Regions from separate parts of the Homo sapiens genome. Here region 1 is linked to region 2. Evidence: chromatin contacts called from ENCODE Hi-C or POLR2A ChIA-PET data. All regions are on one chromosome and are shown on one strand. Each heading gives the region's core, a stretch centred on a gene start or an enhancer-like site at or near the end of the contact. The rest is flanking DNA. Distances are from core to core; before and after follow the strand shown. Region 1 holds the start of LINC02175 (long intergenic non-protein coding RNA 2175). Region 2 overlaps ARHGAP17 (Rho GTPase activating protein 17).

Region 1 (5,064 bases), core at 2,454-4,953, 91 kb after region 2:
TACAGGAAAAGATCTGTGATTCTGAAAAATCACCCTGGCCAAAGGTAGAATAAGGATGTGTTGCAATAGATCGGATGAGCGAGGACAGCAGGTGCAGGGGCTGTGGGTGTGGGAAAGAAAAGGAGGCTTCCCCTTTGTCACCAAGCCTTCTCCCACGCAGCTGCTGGGGATTTTTCTGAAATGCAAACCCAGGTCATGTCAGTTCCTCACTTCAAATCCCTCAGGATAAAACTTGTACTCAAAAAATAAATAAGATAATTTCACCTATTGCTTAACATAGAAAATGGGAGCCCTCAGAATGAGACTCCCTTAACTTCCCCCAAGAAACTTAACCATCCTTTTTCACTGTTACAGTTGTGAATGTCCTCCAGTAACGACCACCAGAAACACTCTGTAGTCAAGCAAGTTTGGTTTATTACTTGTTGCAAGGAGGGAAGACTCACACCATGAGGAACATATCAGTAAGAGGATGTTAGATCTTTATAATTTGGGCTTTGGCTGGGTGATTTGGGGGAGCTTCCACGATTCACTGTGTGAAAGCCTGTCCAGAAATCTCTCCTGCTACCCCTCCTGACCCTATATCAGGTTCACCTAACATGCAGTTCTACTGCAGACTCCATGCCTCTGCTCACGCTGTTTTCTTCTGCCGGGCAAACCCTTATCGATCTCTTTAAGGCTCACCTCCTCCACTGTGAAAAACAGAAAAGCAAAACTGACTTCTAGGAGCTTGCCTGGTGCTGTGAGCCAGGCCGTATGTTTTTGGAAGCTGGCTGGTGCCCACAACAAGGCCATGTTGTTCTCCTATTGGACATAAACAATCATGCAGACCACTCACACAAGGACACTCTGCAGTGGTGATGATAGGAGATGACACGAGACCACGTCATCATTCTGTGTAAGGACAAAAGCAAGGTCACTGTGCCACCCACAGAATACCAGACATTCCCTTCTCCCAGCTGATAGGAGTGACTGTGGCTTCTTTACACATTGTAGCTTTAGCCCTACTCCAGCCAAACCTCTTTCTAGAAAAGATACCGCTACCGGATGATAGAATTTTCCTACCTCCTATCAGCACTCGATCCAGAGCAAACCCCTGGACCCTCCCCCAAATCACCCAGCCAAAGCCCAGATCCTAAAGGTCTAACATCCTCTTACTGATAGGCTCCTCATGGTGTGAGTCTTCCCTCCTTGCAACAAGTAATAAACCCAACTTGCTTAACTACAAAGTGTTTCATGTGGTCTTTACTGGAGGACATTCACAACTGTAAGAGTAAAAAAGGATGGTTAAGTTTCTTGGGGAAGTTAAGGGAGTCTCATTCTGAGGGCTCCCATTTTCTATGTTAAGCAATAGGTGAAATTATCTTCTTTCTTTATTTTTTGAGATGAGGTCTCACTCTGTCACCCAGGCTGGAGCCCAGCAGCGTGAATATGGCTCAATGCAGCCTTGACCTCCTAGCCTCAAGTGGTCCTCCCACCTCAGCCTCCCATGGAACTGGGACCACAGGCTCTCATCACCATACCTGGCTAATTTATATATTTTTTTTGTAGAGATAGGGCCTTACCATCTTACCCAGGCTGGTCTCGAACCTCTGGCTCAAGCAATCCTCCCATCTTGGCCTCCCAAAGTGCTGGGATTACAGGCGTGAACCACTATGCCACAGTTGAGTTTAGAATGTTTATTTAAAATCTTGTGACACTGAACTCAATGACTAGTTCTCGGAAAACTTACTTTTTAATAGTGTATTGTGGTGTAAGGCCTGAAATTAGGATTCATATCAAATTCTGTCTTTACATCCATTTAAATCAAGAGGGCCTCAAATGGCTGAACTCCAAGCCTCGCTCCCTGTCTGCTTCCGCAGATGAAATTCTCTGGCTAAACACTCTCCTTATTTTAGGGATCAGACACAGAGCCTGCTTATCCCCAAACAGTAGGCTTCAGTTCCCTGCCAGCTCAAGGACGAATTATTCAGACAAGCCAGTCACACCCTCCCGTGGGAACCAGGGCTCACTCTGCACTTTTGTTACTACAAAGCCTGCCTCCAGCAGCCCCTCCTTGTTACCGTGTTCCGGAGTGTAGCCTCCACATTGCCCTGCATAGTGTGCAGGGTCCTTCTCCCCTGGACTGGAGTATCTGTGACCAGTCAGCTGCTGTTGATTGCATCCGTCCTGCATCAAGTGTTGTGTGTTCGGCCATCCCCGTATCTCTGGGGGTGGGGACAGGGGCGGGGGCAGGAGCGTGGGGGGAAGGAATCCCTCTTTCATCAATGGAGTAAAGAGTGTGAATAAAACGATTGGCATCACAAACAGTGTGGCCCATCCTTGATTGAGGACCCCTGGTTAGCTTTAACTAGCTGCTCCTTTACTAAGTAGCTGGTTTTGTTTGTTTGTTTATTTATTTATTTAGAGACGGAGTCTTGCTCTGTCTCCCGGGCTGGAGTGCAGTGGCGCGATCTCAGCTCACTGCAACCTCCTCCTCCCGGGTTCAAGCGATTCTCCTGCCCCAGCCTCCCAAGTAGCTAGGACTACAGGCGCCCACCACCACACCAGGCTAATTTTTGTATTTTTAGTAGAGACGGGGTTTCACCATACTGGCCAGGTTGGTCTTGAACTCCTAGACCTTGTGATCCACCCACTTCAGCCTCCCAAAGTGCTGGGATTACAGGAGTGAGCCACCGTGCCCGGCCTAAGTAGCTGGTTTTATAAGGCGGCCAGGACTATTGAGAACATCACTGCCAGTTGCTGGCCAGCTTGCCCTTCAGCTAATGAGTTTTGTTATCTCAGTAGGTGTTGCCACTTCTTCCCACCCTGACGAACGTTAATGGACTGTATCTCCTTGTGAGGTCCCATCAGGTGTGGCCCGTGTCGGCCAGGTGGTTTCCCAGGCTCCCACCTGGGGGCAGCAGCAACACGACATCCTAACGGGTGGGTGCCTGAGTTCCACTAGAGTGAGGCTAGACTCTGTGGTCTTTGGTCTAGCCTCATGACCATCGCTCCATCACCGGCTGCTTGGGACAGCCAGGCAGACACTGTTTGGGAAAGTGTTCCAGCATAGTCCTGTGGATAACCCTTTTTCCTTTCCCCAAACACCAGGGTTTTTGGAACCATCACCTGGGAAGATTTAGGAATGGCTCCCTGGTGGTCTCCTAACAGCCTAAAGACCCCATGGGCTTTTCTTGGCGGTGTTGCTTATCTGCATGCCAAAGGACCAATCCTGTGGGCAAGGGGCTCGATGGCCCCACCTGGACCCTAGACAAAATGAACGTACTAGGGGGATCCCAGCACTGAAGATTTGCCTGGCCTTCCTGGGGGAGCAGTATGGCCGCCCACGGAGCCGGCTGCTGGTCTCCCTTTCCCATAACCTCCCGGAAGATCCACACCACGAATGATCTGATGGGGACAAAAACCCCGGGACTCGAGGGACCGTTGCGGCGGACCCTTAAAACACCTGGCAATCCCATTAAATTGAAACATGGTACATATTTTGCTCTTCTAGTTTTGGCTAATACGTTCTATTTAAAGGGTCTCCCAGCCACAGTTTGCCAGCGGGCAGGCGGCGCCGCAGGAAGTGACCGGGCAAGAACGGGGGTCGCCGCCCAGCTCGGCCTTCTGGTCTCTGCGCCCTCGGCCTGGGGCTCCAGGCCACAAGGGGAGGCCGTGCTGGGCGGGCCCGAAGGGGGTGGGCGGGGCCCCGGAAGAGACGTGGGGGCGGGGCCAACGGACCGCGGAGGCGGAGCCGCTACAGTCTGGGCGCTGGAGCGGTGGGAGCAGCGCTCGTCCGCCGTTGGGGCCCCCAGCCCGCGCGCGTGAAGCAGCTAGCCGACCAAGCCCCGGAAGGCGAGTGCCGGAGGGGGCGGGACAGCTCCTCCGGGGCCAGCGGGCACCAGGCTTGGGGGCTGAGGCCCAGCGGCCCGAGACCAACTGGGCTGACCGAGGCCGCCTCCCCGCCAGCCCTGGGGTCCACTGCCCGGGGAGCAGCTCCCTTCCCAGGTCAGACTCGGGCTTCATCCTCTCTTGCCGCGCGCCGAGCGGTTTTCAACTCTCACTGCTAGAATTCCTCCAACCACCCAGGATAGCAGGACCGAGATACATGGCCACCCATGACCCGGAGCGTCCACTTCCAGGGACAGGCAGTGGTGATTGGCTTCGGTTGTCATCTGTGCCATCTGTCCATGGTTCGAGAAGCTGCTGTTCACGTTTTGGGGAGGATCATGGTTTGAGGGCTCCCGTGGTAGAATTTGGGGAGCTCTCATAGGCAGAAGGCTGAGAAAAGTTGGTGCTGTGGGAAGTCAACTGGCAGCCGATGGAGTCGGGACCCGGGAGGAATGGAAAGGGAACCCAGATAGGAAGCTACTGCAGTAGGCTCAGAGAGGTGATGACGGCAGGGCTAAGACAGCGGCCTTGGGCGGTGACTGGGAAGAACGTTGAACACCGTGTTTGGGCTGAAGAAAAGAGCAAGGGAAGAGGTGAGGAACTTCAGGTGAGGGTTGATGTAGATGTTACTTACACAGGTAACAGACATTCTTCACCTTTTCATTGTTTTACAATGATTCATTCTCTCTCTCTCTAACATATAATTGTGATATTTTCACCTGTAGTCCCAGCTGCTCTGGAGTTTGAGGCAGGAGGATGGCTTGAACCCAAGAGGTGGAGGCTGAAGTGAGCCAAGATCGCGCCACTGCACTCCAGCCTGGGCGACAGGGCAAAACCCTGTCTCTAAAAAGAACTTTTTAAAAAAGCACCTGTAGATTTAAGCACATAATAACTACACTTTTGTCTGTTTTATTATGATATCAAAGTTAAATTTATGATGAATGACTAACTGGACAAAACTGAGAGCAACCACCACAGAGGTGAATATACTGAATGTATAACACTCTCTAATAATTTTAAGAACTCCGCTCTAATGAGCAGATATCACAGAAAGAGACTTTTCAGATGAAATACCGATGACCAGGAAATCTGTGAGACCATTTTAAAAAATTCGAAGTCATTGAAGAAATGCAAAGCTTCCAGGCTCCACTTTTCACTGATGAAATTGGCAGAGTTTGGGACAATGAGATGTTG
Region 2 (5,195 bases), core at 517-3,016:
GGTGTTTGATAAATATTTGTTTCTATTGAATATATGTCTTGGACTGCGTCTCAAGGAAGACAACAGGAACTAGATAGAACTGTGAGGGACAGTGACATATTTGGGGACTGGTGAGTGTTATGTGGCTGGCACAGGGTGTGAACGGGAAGCAGCAGGAGACAATGAAGCTGATAAGGAGAAATGGAATCAGCTGAGAAAGGGCTTAAGTCATCTAAAGAGTGTGGACTTTATCCCAGGCAATGGGAACCAGCCAGTGTCCCTCAGAAGAAGCACTTCTAACATTAAGATACTTCCTGTGTGGAACTATTTCACCAGGCACTACAAAACATTTAGCATCTTGGCCAGGCACGGAGGCTCACGCCTATAACCCCAGCACTTCGGGAGGCCGAGGAGGGAGGATCACTTGAGGTCAGGAGTTGGAAACCAGCCTGGTCAACATGGTGAAATCCTGTCTCTACTAAAAATACAAAAATTAGCCAGGCTTGGTGGCGTGCACCTGTAGTCCCAGCTACTCGGGAGGCTGAGGTGGGAGAATCGTTTGAACCGGGTGGTGGAGGATGCAGTGAGCCGGGATCAACCACTGCGCTCCAGCCTGGGCGACACAGCAAGATTCCATCTCAAAAAACAAACAAACAAACAAAAAATGCTTAGCATCTCGGTTCACCCTCCAAATGCCAGTGGTGCCTGCCAGTCCCTGTGATGACCGAACTGTCTCTACACATTTCCATATGCCCCCAGGGGTGTAATTCTGGTCCCTGTTAAGAACCACTGAGCCAAGATTTTTTTTTTTAGGCAGGAGGATAATAGGGTTGATTTGTGTTTCAGGAAATTGACTCTGGTGATCAGGTTGAAGACAGACTGGAAAGGAAATTACAGACAGGAAATGTAGCTCAGGAGGTGACTACAACAGTCCAGGTGAGAGGGAGTCAGGTCTTGCATTAAGGCCAAGGTGGTAGAGATGCAATGGAGATGAGCAATTTAAAATATTCACAGAGAGAAATCAAAGGACTTTCTAATTAGGCAGTTATGGGGTTTGGAGGATAAAATAAAAGCGAGGCCCAGCACAGTAGCTCATGCCTGTAATCCCAACACTTTGAGAGGCCAAGGCGGGAGAACTGCTTGAGCCCAGGAGTTCAAGACCAGCCTGGGCAACAGATGAGACCTCATCTCTACTACGAAAAAAACAAACAAACAATTAGCCAGGCTTGGTGGCGCAAGCCTGTAGTCCCAGCTACTTAAAGGTTGAGGTCGAAGGATGGCTTGAGCCCAGGAGGTTAATGTTGCAATGGGCCGGGATCGTGCCACTACACTCCAGCACGGACAACAGAGTGAGACCCTGTCTTGAAAATAAAAAATAACAAGGAATATAAGAAAGCCCCCCAGTTTCCAGCCTGCATAAAAGGGTGGATGGAATTCAGAGAGTCAACACAGAAGGAAGAACTGATCATGCATGCTAGAATAGACATCTAAGAGAGGAAGTTTTTTGCTTGGTTGAAAATGGCTTAGAAGTCACTGGCATAAACACATCAGTTAGAAGCCATAAGAACAGAGGAGGTGGCCCAGAGAATATGACTTGGAGAATAAGAGAAGCAGAGAACTTAATGAAACAATGTGAAAAGGGTAAGCAGAGCAGAAGAAGGCAACAGAAGGACAAGGAGCTCCAGGAAGCAGAACCAGTAGGCTGGGTCTGGTTCCGAGGGACAGAGCTTTGAGGCAAGTGTGGAAGCATAGGTGTATGCAAACTTCCATTCCTATGACAGACATGATTGCAGAATCCTCACTGTTGTGCAAGAGTGGAAAAACCCTGCTGCCAGGGTGCCCCATAAAAGTCTGTAGGAAACATAAAAGGGTAACACAGATCATCTGCATACTATTAATAGTTCTCACTTTTGAGACACCTGGTGACAATACACCAAATCATAGCTTCCCTGTGTGTCACCGAAACTGTCACTTCAATGTTGCATGGGGTCTAAGGTTTACCGCATGCTCATAAGCTGGGGACTTGTAAAAGCAAGGATGGAACTCCCTCATGAACAAAGGCTGCTGTGCTCCACTGGCTCTACCTAGGAACTGAACGCTCTGAACAAGTGGACCTTGGAAAAGACACCGGATGGCTCTCCTAGAGTCCATCCCTCTTCCTCTCTATACTAGTATCCTGATTTTTCTCAGGGATCTACCCTGGCCTTGATAAAGTCTATGAGCTAGGAGTAGGACCACAGCCCATGCTCTAGGTCTGGGCCAAACTAACTTAAACCAATCGGCACATCCCATCTCCTCACCCCACCTCACCCCCTATCCATGGTAACTAGGGTGGAACAGAAACAGTCAAAAACGGGGAATGTAACTCCACACAAATCAATGCAATGGAACGCGCTTTCAATCTGCCAAGAGCTTGGAAAAAGCAGCTTTCTCACTCCATCAAGAAAAACTACTGGGGCCAAGTATGGTGGCTCATGCCTGTAATTCCAGCACTTTGGAAGGCCCAGGTGGGAGGACTGCTTGAGGCCAGGAGTTCTACATCAGCCTAGGTAACAAAGCAAGATCCCCATCTCTACAAAAAAATTTAAAAAATTAGCCAGGCATGGTGGTGTGTACTGTGGTCTCAGCTGCTTGGGAGACTGAAGCAGGAGGATCTCTTGAGCCCAGGAGTTTGAGGCTGCAGTGAGCTGTGACTGTACTACCACACTACAGCCTGGGTCATGGAGTGAGACCCTGTCAGGAAAGAAAAGAAAAGAAAGAGAAGAGAAGGGAAAGGAAAGGGGAAAGGGGAAAGGGAAGGGAAGCAAAAAGAAAAGAAAAAAGAAAAAGAGGCGAGAGGGGAGGGGAGGGGAACTACTGGGAGAGAGGCTCTCTACTCCCACTGGCCACACTCAAGGAACAAGCAGCCCATAGAAGCTGCCAATAGCCAACTTGCCATCATGAGGATGCCTGTCTAGGGACAAAGCAGACACTGAGGGCACAGGAGAGAGAAGGAAAGAAACTGGGTTTTTCATTACATTACTAAAATGTTAGATAAACCCTGACCTCAAGTCCATCCCAACCTCTGGACTTTTCAGTTAGCAAACCAATACATTACTTCTACTTCAATGTCAATTTAAGACAGGCTTTCCGCTTTCTGCCAGCAAAAGATGCATAACCGACACAGCCATTCTCTTATCAATGACACATGATCGTGGAGCTTTTAAAAGCACCTGGAGAAGATTCCGTGTAAGGAGGGCTTCCAGCCCAGCGATGTCTTAAACACAAAAGAATGCTATGGTCACGCAGGTGTCATGAGCGTGCTTGGTGATAGAAGTCACCAAAGGCTGATCCACTGATGCCACTTAGGACAACCAACCAATCCAGGGGTTGAAAAGCCTCAGAGAGACGCAGGAACTGTGGGTCTGAGTCACATCTGATACTCACGTGTCTCCTCTCGGCATCGGTGCCATGCTGGCCCTGGAAACATGCCACCAAGCGCTTATGGGAATGGTGGCATATTGACCGCACCGTGTCCAGGCGTCTCTCAATCTGACAAGGCAGAGACAAAAGAGAACAAATTCATCCTCTTTCTTTTGTGGTGTCTGCATGCTGGTAGGAAAAGCATGGCTGAATCTACATGCAGGGAAAAGGGATGATCTTGGCTACACCTTGCTATCACACTGAGTGGCGCCAGTCAGTTTACACACTACAGCACCAGAAAAGCACCAGGTTGGACCAGGCAGAAATGAAAATGAATGATCCGGGCCCAGACCCACTGCCAACTGGAAAAAACCAGAGATGCCAAAGAGCTCTCTCCAGTTCATGGCAACTGAGCCTTCCACACAATGTACATCAGACAGAAGCAGCAAAATAAACGTTCCACAATTTAACTGCAAGATCTGTGTTTTCAAAATTATTCCTTATTGGGTTTGGGGTGTGTGTGTGTGTGTTTTAAATAAACCTCTAAAGCAGAATGGACAGTCAGCAATAAGAAACACTGACTTAGGGGACCCACGCATCATAAGCAGCTTCCCAAAATACTATTGCTAGAATATGGCTGTTTATGGCAAAGAGAGCCGCTTTTTACAGGAAGGAATGCCAAAAATGTGTATTCTGATGACTCATGAAGAATGAGAGCAGGCCCTTTGGGATGCTTTCTATTTTAAAGATAAATCAACAAATTCAAAACAGAATACATTTGACCCCAAACCATTTTACGCATCGAGATGGTCTGTGCCTCTTTCTCAAAAGGGCAGCGTTTCTTCAGATCCAAGCCCATAGCCCCAGGACTCAGGGCTGGCAGGCAATGGGAGATTTAGGAGCAGATTCCACATTACCTTCCCCAAATCTTGCAATGACCAGATTTTCAAACATTAGAAAACTAATCCACATTCATTTGCCACCAGAGAAAAGCAAAAAATGAACAAATTCCATGATTTAATTTTGATTCCAATTTCCACTAGAATGTAAACTCCACAAGGACAGAAGCCTGGATCTGTTTTGTTCACTGATTTCTCCCAGTGCCTGGGACGTTATCTTTCACAGAAACAGAAGGTGCTCATTTAATATTCGTTGAGAGGGCCCATGTCTACTGAGTTCCTGTGCAAGGTATTCAAGAATCAACAGCAAATAAATGCTGGTTCTGCCCCGCTGGGATGCACAGCCCCCTGGGGAAATGCCACACAACTGCTCTAACAGAGACTGAAAAAAAGGCAGAAGAACACAGGGCAAATCAAGGGATGTTTCACGTCAGAAACAGACAGTCTCTGTGGCTTGCAGTGGCAGTAATAATAATAGATCACTAATATCTAGCACTTACCACGTGCCAGGCTCCGTTCCCAGTGCTGTTCCTGCTTAACTCATTAAACCCTCCTAACAACCTGTGAGGTGGATAAGGCCTTTCCCTCAGTTTAGAGAAGTGGAAACTGAGGCGCAGGGAAGTTCAGTAAATCCCTGAGGCCACAAAGCTAACCAGCGCAGACGTGAGATTCGAACCCAGGTAGCTGGGTTTCAGATCCCCTTTTCATCATCATGCAACAAAACTGTTTTCTTTCCTGCTCAAAATCACACTAATTAATTTTATTCTGTTTCTGGTTAAAAAAAAAAAAAAAAAAAGCCCACAGGCCTCAATTCTCACATAGGAATTTTTTTCCATCCTTTAAACAGATCATTTAAAGGAGACTATATTTTGTTACCTGTAATAGATCTTCACTAAGGACTTCTGTTTTCTCAGC

What was found. Hi-C counts contacts between places; a loop is a spot of excess contacts on that map. ChIA-PET counts read pairs that join two places held with the same protein, here RNA polymerase II (POLR2A). Pooled maps may share reads with other maps.
Region 1: a loop to region 2 is called in a pooled map, with 2.7 times the contacts of the local background. The contact joins the promoter of LINC02175 here to the enhancer-like site in region 2. A Hi-C loop is called at or near these places in 6 of 168 maps with a recorded cell type or tissue (cardiac septum, gastrocnemius medialis, heart left ventricle and 2 more) and 11 of 50 pooled maps. POLR2A ChIA-PET finds 5 or more read pairs at or near these places in 5 of 52 experiments (Caco-2, GM12878, MCF 10A and 2 more).

The regions. Positions count from the first base shown.
Region 1 is chr16:25,063,184-25,068,247 of GRCh38, forward strand. It overlaps LINC02175 (long intergenic non-protein coding RNA 2175), which reads left to right and starts at 3,704. Exons shown (of 2, transcript NR_135197.1): 1 at 3,704-4,463; 2 at 4,596-5,064. RefSeq lists a silencer at 3,607-3,996.
Region 2 is chr16:24,973,810-24,979,004 of GRCh38, forward strand. ARHGAP17 (Rho GTPase activating protein 17) reads right to left here. Exons shown (of 20, transcript NM_001006634.3): 2 at 5,157-5,195; 3 at 3,406-3,510. Among named protein-coding and RNA genes, the nearest start is that of ARHGAP17, 39 kb to the right of the region's middle. Within about 2 kb of position 1,767, at least 6 of the 41 ENCODE cell types and tissues checked have a DNase peak (open chromatin) inside an H3K27ac peak, as active enhancers do; they include GM12878 and gastrocnemius medialis, where a contact is called at or near this core.